Linked DNA regions of Mus musculus: all the other regions are linked to region 3. The links are chromatin loops, found by intact Hi-C in ENCODE. Cell type or tissue: heart. All regions are shown on one strand. Region 1 overlaps Ampd2 (adenosine monophosphate deaminase 2). Region 2 holds the start of Ampd2 (adenosine monophosphate deaminase 2). Region 3 overlaps Atxn7l2 (ataxin 7-like 2).

Region 1 (2,500 bases), 130 kb after region 3:
TGTTTGTGTCCTGTCTCCCCGCAGCGATGTGTACCGCACCAAGGGCCAGCTGGCCAACTTCCAAGAGATGCTGGAGAACATCTTTCTGCCCCTGTTTGAGGCTACTGTGCACCCTGCCAGCCACCCGGAGCTGCACCTCTTTCTGGAGCACGTGAGCGGTGGTGGCATGGGCTGGGACAGGGCAGGATAGCTGGGGTTGGCCCCAGCTGTGGCTCTAGGTCTGACCACCAGCTCCTCGCCAGGTGGATGGTTTTGATAGCGTGGATGATGAGTCCAAGCCAGAGAACCACGTCTTCAACCTGGAGAGTCCCCTCCCAGAAGCTTGGGTGGAGGAGGACAACCCTCCCTATGCCTACTACCTGTACTACACCTTCGCTAACATGGCTATGTTGAACCATCTGCGCAGGTGCGTGCCCCAGGGGTGCGTGCTTCCTGAGCTGAGGTCAATGGTGCCCTGACACCCATGGCCCCTGTGCCTGGACTGACAGGCTCTTTCTCTGCCCTTAGACTTAATTTTCCATCCTTTCCCGTTAAGGCTCTGCCCCTGTCTTCTCTCCTAGTTCCCCACTGTCACTCACTGGAGGGCATACATATGAGTGATGTGGGATCTGGGGTCAGGTGAGCTTAGGCGTGCCCAGGCTCTGGATCTGACTCTGTCTTCATACCCCACAGGCAGAGAGGTTTCCACACGTTCGTGCTGAGGCCGCACTGTGGGGAGGCCGGGCCCATCCACCACCTGGTATCAGCCTTCATGCTGGCCGAGAACATCTCCCACGGGCTGCTCCTGCGCAAGGTCAGGGTCTGCACCCCCAGCCTCCACGTGCAGCTGCTTGCCTTCCCCATCCTCCTCCTCCCCCAGCCATGAGATCAGATTCCTCCTTCCCAATATAATTAGCTCTTCCCACCCATCCTCTAGCTGGGGAGCCCAGCCCAGGATTCATCATTCTTATGTGAGTCCTCGCCTGGACCACCCTCTTCCCCTAAGCCCCAGAGCCAGCACGCATGCCCTCCCAGCACTGAGGCCACCTGACAAGTCCTCCATTCCCCCTTCCTGCCCAGGCCCCCGTCCTGCAGTACCTGTATTACCTGGCTCAGATCGGCATCGCCATGTCCCCGCTCAGCAACAACAGCCTGTTCCTCAGCTACCACCGGAACCCTCTCCCTGAGTACTTGTCCCGTGGCCTCATGGTCTCGCTGTCCACAGATGATCCCTTGCAGTTCCACTTCACCAAGGTCAGACCCAGGCCAGCGGGCAGCCAAGGGCAGGTATCTGGGGGATACTGGGTGCCTCTAGGTTGGTGCTGCCCCCTTGCTGCTGGAGCTTAGCAACTGTTAGCTAAGTCCTTAAAGGAGGGGGGGACGGCAGGGGCCTGATACCTGCCTCAAGGAACCTGGCCTGTGCAGGAGCCCCTGATGGAGGAGTACAGCATCGCCACCCAGGTGTGGAAGCTCAGCTCCTGCGATATGTGCGAGCTGGCCCGTAACAGCGTGCTCATGAGTGGCTTCTCTCACAAGGTATGGAACTCAGCCTGCTTGGGGCTGGCCATTACCCTTCTCCCTTCCTTTGTATTTGGGGTCCTGACCTTGTCCCTGTGATAATTGGATCTACCTGCATCTCTGCCTGTTACCTATACCCCTGCAGGTGAAAAGCCACTGGCTGGGACCCAACTATACCAAGGAGGGCCCTGAGGGCAATGATATCCGCCGTACCAACGTGCCAGACATCCGAGTGGGCTACCGCTATGAGACGCTATGCCAGGAGCTGGCACTTATCACACAGGCCGTCCAAAGTGAGATGCTGGAGACCATCCCAGAGGAAGTGGGCATTGTCATGAGCCCAGGGCCTTAGTGCACCTGGTCTGTGCAGTGCTCGTCCCATCTCAGCGACTTGACTGTGACCGTGATTAGACCCCTCCCACCTGATGTGGTCTCTGCATGTCTCCGTGCTATGTTTCTGTCCTGCATGTCTTCGACCATGTCTTGCCTCTGGGCCACCTCAGTGAAAGCAAGTCCAGGAATCTGCTTCATTATTGTCTCGGCTCAGGTGGTACCTGGTGGCTGAGATTTAAGAGTTGGCCCTGCTCGTGACCCATCTCAGAATTGTCAGAAGTCTGGCTGTCCTATGGTATCCTCAGTGTCCACAGGGGCTTGGGATGGTTGTGTAGGGCTGGCCCCTTGAGCACCGGGAACCCAGGCTTTGGTTAGAGTTCAAGTTGAGTTTCCCTCTTGTTTATGTGGCTGTGGGACAGGAGGGGCTCGTTATCTCTCTGCTGTGGCACTGGCTGCTCAGCCTCTGAAGTTCCAGCTGGTCTGCGCTGGGCAGAGCAGGACTTAGGCTCACTCACGGCCCTGGAGGCCTGGCCTGAGGGGCTGGCCCACTGTCCCTGCTGAGTCACTGCCCATCAGCCCCGTTCCTCCCCAGCCCACGTGTTCCTTTGTTACCAGCCCCCTTGTATCCCTGTGGGAGGGGGCAGCTGCCCTGACCTGTCTCAGTTGGAGG
Region 2 (2,500 bases), 120 kb after region 3:
TTTCTTTGGATGGGGTGTTTCCATTGCCTCATCCCATCTTACTGATGAGGAAACTGACGCACAGAAATCGCCCAAGACCAAAGGGCCAAGCCAAGGCCAACCCTGGTCCGGAGGCTGCCCACGTGGCGTAAGGGAACTGGGAAAATGGTTGGGGCGTGGCCAGGAGGCCAAGAGGCGTGGCCGAACGGGGCGTGGCCGCGGACTTGGCGGGGCCTGGGGTACGCGAGATTGGCGCGCAGCCCGGAAGGTTTCGGCGGGGTCGCACCTGTTGCGTGACTCCCCCGTAGCCCGGCCACAGGAGCCGGATCCCTAATTGATTCCCAGAAAGTGGTGAAAGAACCCTAGGCGAATTCCGGGTCCGGTTTTCTGGGGAGCACGTGGCCTGTTTCCTCTTGAGTGCAGGCTTGGGGTCGCGACTCCGGGGTCTCCTGAGGTCAGTCTGGCCGCTGAAGTCGGCGGGAGTCCGCCCCCCGGCCAGCTGGCCATTTTGAAAACCTTGCCTTCCTTCCCGCTTCTCAGTGCGGGTGCAGGGGCCAGTGGCGCGACTTCGCCCCGGTGGGGGCCCTCTCCCCTCTTCAGCCCGGCTCCCTCGCTGTGCAGACTTTCGTAGGCTGCCTTCCTGGTCCACGCGGGACTTGGGCAGCATGGCCTCAGGTAAGTGTGTGGCGCGTGTGTGGTTGATAAAGGGACTCCAAGGCAGAGGTGCCTGGGTCGGGTGATAAGTGGGTGGGGGGTCTTGGCAATGCCTGCAAGACCTAGGGGACGTGAACGGCTCCTAGAAGGGTCCAAGGAAGCAGATCTTGAGTGTACAGGCAGAGCGACAGGTCAGAGTAGGCTGGGGTCTTTCCCATCGACCTCAGACAAGACCCAGCCTCCTACTCTTCCTGTCTTCCTAGGAGACAGCTTCTGCCGGTCAGTGGAATTTTCCCAAGACAGGCCCCTCCCTCCTGGGCTCGAATTCTCAGTTCTGCCTCCTCCCGGAGCTGGGCTGTCCCTAGAGCAGGGGTCAGATGGAGAAGAAAAGAGGGGGGCTCTGCCCCAGAGGCTCTGGGTTTTCATGAGTACCGTTGTTCCTTCCCTGGAGGAAATGGGTTTTGAGGTTGGAGCTCAGGCGGTATTCTTGCCTATTATTTTTCTCTCTGGCTGGCTGGACCAGCCTAGCCTGGACTTTGGCTTCTTTGCCTTGGAGCCTTGGCAAGGGATGAGGGTTCCCGAGGTGGGGTGAGGGTAGTAAAGAGCTTAGAGCTGGTGCTGCTCCATCTGTTTTCTCTGCATCCCGACCCCGGCCCTAGCCACCATCAGACAGGGCACTCTAAAGACTGGAGTGGGAAGAGAGGGATAAGGGGCAGGATGGAGGCCCCACTCCCCGAGGTTGCCTAGACAACATCAGAAATCGTGGCCAGAGCCTCTTCCGCCTGCGGGGCGCTGCTTCCTGCATCAGTCACTCCCGCTGGGGGCGGGGCGGAGGAAGGGGTTGGATGTGGGAGAGCTTGGCCCCAGCCGGTGAGGTTCCTCCGCTGTCGCCTTGGCCCCAGCCATGGCATCCTATCCTGGCCCAGGCAAGTCCAAGGCCAAATATCCCTTTAAGAAGCGGGCCGGCCTGCAAGCTTCCGCTGCCGCTCCAGGTGAGAGTTCTTGGTTTCAGGCATGGGTTCCCCTCCTCTTGTCCAGGCCACTGAGTGCCTCCGATAAGGTCCCCTTCTGCAGCACCCTCTCTGCAATGATGCCTCTCGACCTCGGTTCCCCGGTTCCCCGGCTGACTGGCTGACTTGATGGCGCAGGGAGGGAGGTGGGAGGGGGTGCCTGAGGTTTCCATGTCAGGGGTGCTGCCCTCCGTAACAAGGAGTGGGTGTGGATGTGGGTGCCCACGAGATGTATATGCACACGTGTCAGCTTGTGCAGATGCTAAGACTGCGTGTGAAGTGTATGTGAATGGAGTGGGGAGGGTGTGGGACTGACTGCGGACTGGCTACTCTGATTGGTACCAGGCAGACTCAGGCTAGACTTGCCTTTACTTATTCTTTCCAAGACCCTAGATCTAGAACTCCCTCCCTGGTGAGTGGGGTGGTGAGGTCTGACATATGGGGTCATGCATTGCTAACACCTACACAACCAGATTGCTAACACCTATTGCCAGTGTCCTTCCTGTTGGCTTGTTCCAGGCCTGTGTTGTGAATTTCTTCAGGAGAGTGGGGAGCCCTTGAAATGGCTGGTGGGCTATGTACGCTGCATCCTTTGGACCTAAGTGGGCATCTCTGCACCATCTGCAGCTGGCCCTGTGGTCCATCCTGGTGAGGACTTAGCTACTAGAGTTTGTGCTTCCAGGGATGTGTCTTTAACTCTCAAGTCTAATGGCTAAAAGAAAGACATTTCGATGATTGATTGGGTGTTATCAACTCCTTATAGCTGCCTGTATTGACACCCTGACTAACCGCCTCTGGCCTATTCTTATCCTGCTGACTGTGCTTATCTAGGCTTTGTACTGTACTGAGATAGATTC
Region 3 (2,500 bases):
TGTGAACGTCTTTCTCGCTCCTCCATGGATTAGCGCTTATCATCAGAGAGCTAAACGGGCCAGGGTCCTGGGTGAAGCAGTGTCACTGTGCAGTCATCCACTGGTCCCTTTGTGTGCAGAGGCTGCCCTGGGCTGTGGGAAAGCCTGCTCATGTGCACTTCCTCAGGGGGTAGATGTGAAACACAGGCGCAGCTCCCAGGCAGGCTCCCAGGAGTATGTGACGAAGAGAGTTGACTAGGCTGACCAGCGCTGGGGGTAGTTAAGCCGGGAAGGTTTTTCTGGAGGAAGCAAATCTGAAGCAGATTTTCTCCTTAAAAAGACAAGGCCTAGGAAGGGGCTAAAGAGAGAATCTCTTGGAGGCTGTGGCCCTTGGTTCTGCCTCTCACTCTGTGAGCTATATAGTACTTTCCTGTCTTTTCACCCTCCCCCCTCATCTGAGTCCCCAGAAGGGTGTGTCTGCCCTGGCTGTTTGAGAGAGCTCGGACACCCTCCCTCTACTCCGAATCACTCACATCATCCTTCCATCTCCCTTGGCCCTTCAGGTCCCATGCCTCCTCTGAGAGTGAGGTGGATGACGAAGGTCCCTGTGGTGGTGATGGGGATCCAGGCCTATTCCCCTTCCCTCTGCCCCGGGGTGGGGCCCAGGCCTCCAGTGAGGAGAGTGAGGAGGAGGGGATATCTGATGACCTCCACCTTTCCCCTGACTGCCATTACGCAACTCGGCCCCCCAGGCCACAGGCGGTAAGGGGGCAGGACAGGGAGCTGGGGTGGAGGGTGGCTAAGTCTTGTATCTCAGGCCCTCCCAACCACGTTCGTCCTTTCTTCTGCCTCCAGTTTTGCACATTTGGAAGCCGGCTGGTGAGCCCAGGATGCTATGTGTTTAGCCGCCGGCTGGACCGGTTTTGCTCAGCACTCAGCTCCATGCTGGAACGGCATCTCAGCTCACACATGTGGAAGTGAGTTTCATGTTCTCAGAACTTTCTTCCTCGGGCTCAAGTGTACTTGGGCTTCAGAAACCCCAGTCTGGTATACCATGGCTGATTGCTAAAAACCCAAATGGGGTGTGGCATGAAGGGGTGAGACTCAGTAGCCTGGAGGAGGGCATGAGTGGGTGATCTGGGTGAATCTAGATACTTGCCCATCACTTCCAGTACCTGTTAGGCAATGTAGGACAGGGAGGGCCCAAACTGAGATAAAAAATCAGGTAGTTAATGTGTCTACAGGTAGCTCTGTCTTGTTCTGATACAATGACCATTCCTCCTCTTGTGCCTTCCTCCGCTTAGTTCCATTGTCTCCCAGCAGGGGGCAGCAGTCTGGGGCTTTGCTGGCCATTTGAAGGTGCAGAGACTAGTGTATATTAGGGCAGCCCTGGTGTTTGCTCAGTATCACAGTGGGCCTTTCTCTTTGCTACAGGAAAATCCCACCAGCAGCCGAGCCTCCATCCCATCTTGTCAGTCCATCTTTATCTGATCCCTTGAGTCCATCCCCTATGGGCAGCTGTCCCCGACTTCCAGGTCCAGCCCCCCGACCTGCCTGTCCAGCCTCCATACCCCCCGTCAAGGACAGCCTTGTCCCTAGCTATCCTGCAGGCTCCCCCAGTGTAGCAGCTGCCTGCAGCCAGGCAGAGTGCATGGGCGGTAGCCAGGCTATTACCTCACCGCTGCCTGCCAACACTCCATCTCCGTCCTTCAGCAAGCTGCCACCTTCCAAGGCCAGCAAGTCATCCAAAGGCAAGGAGGGGGTGGAGATGGAGGCCCCTTCTCGAAAGCGGAAGTTATCCCCTGGCCCCACCACCTTCAAACGGACCTGCATCCTGGAGCCTGCTGGAAAGGGCAAACCCTCTAGCTGTCGGGGTCTCTCAACCAAGACTAAAACAGCCCTGAACTTGGGGCTTAATGGAACAGTGGGGCCACGAGTGAAACGGGCCGGTCCCCTGGACTGTCGGGGTTCCCCTCATCCATCCCCCATACCCGTCAAGGCTTCTCAGCTAGAAAACCGAGGAGTGGCCGGACACCCAGCTAAGGTCCTGCCAACCACCTGCCTCTCCGAGGAGGAGGTAGCCAAGAAGCGGAAAAACCTGGCCACTTACTGCCGGCCAGTCAAGGCCAAGCACTGTCAGGCTGGTGTCCCTCCTGATGGGACCTGCTCTGTGCGTCGCAAGAAGCCAGGTCCAGCCCTGCCCTTTGAGGAGAAGTGCTCTACACTGAAGGTACCAATCCAGCTTCCTGAAGACCATGGGCAGAGAGGGGTTGGGAGGGCTGAGGCTGGGGAGCACAGTAGGTACACGACATGGAGAAGGTGCTAAGGATGCTAAGGGGGGAAGAAAGGGGGAATTGAGAGAGCTCCTGGGCTACCTACTTTGGGGAGAGGTTGGTCAGTTCTTTCCAGGGTGACCCCAGCTCTTTCCTGAGGGACCTTTCCTATGCCCAGTCTTTTCCTTTGGGCCTAGGACATGCTGTCTCCTATCTTTGCTTTAATGAAAGGACCACTTCTTTTTGAA

Evidence for each region. Peaks named below come from ENCODE experiments on the same cell type or tissue, not always from the same donor. Only the 100,000 strongest peaks of a DNase experiment are listed, where the experiment ranks them.
Region 1: a loop joins it to region 3, with 2.4 times the contacts of the local background. A loop is called at or near these places in 4 of 42 quality-filtered maps.
Region 2: it touches region 3 in a loop (2.6-fold over the local background); 4 of 42 quality-filtered maps call a loop at or near these places.

Annotation. Positions count from the first base shown.
Region 1 is chr3:108,074,264-108,076,763 of GRCm38, reverse strand. Ampd2 (adenosine monophosphate deaminase 2) reads left to right here. Exons shown (of 18, transcript NM_028779.5): 13 at 25-151; 14 at 243-406; 15 at 673-793; 16 at 1,060-1,233; 17 at 1,405-1,515; 18 at 1,643-2,500. The coding sequence ends at 1,849. Among named protein-coding and RNA genes, the nearest start is that of Gm12500, 10 kb to the left of the region's middle. In heart, a CTCF peak has its summit at 1,303; no DNase peak of the experiment used is centred here.
Region 2 is chr3:108,084,372-108,086,871 of GRCm38, reverse strand. Ampd2 (adenosine monophosphate deaminase 2) reads left to right here and starts at 206. Exons shown (of 18, transcript NM_028779.5): 1 at 206-654. The coding sequence starts at 645. Gm12500 (predicted gene 12500) reads right to left here and starts at 896. Exons shown (of 1, transcript NM_001358018.1): 1 at 1-896. The coding sequence starts at 646. The coding sequence ends at 29. It also overlaps a transcript of Gnat2 not described here. In heart, a CTCF peak has its summit at 1,429; DNase peaks (open chromatin) are centred at 161, 951 and 1,441; H3K4me3 peaks cover 2,500 bases; H3K27ac peaks cover 2,051 bases.
Region 3 is chr3:108,202,957-108,205,456 of GRCm38, reverse strand. Atxn7l2 (ataxin 7-like 2) reads left to right here. Exons shown (of 11, transcript NM_001289545.1): 8 at 543-741; 9 at 835-956; 10 at 1,414-2,209. Among named protein-coding and RNA genes, the nearest start is that of Cyb561d1, 3.4 kb to the right of the region's middle. In heart, a CTCF peak has its summit at 1,294 (motif pointing right); DNase peaks (open chromatin) are centred at 776 and 1,396; H3K27ac peaks cover 515 bases.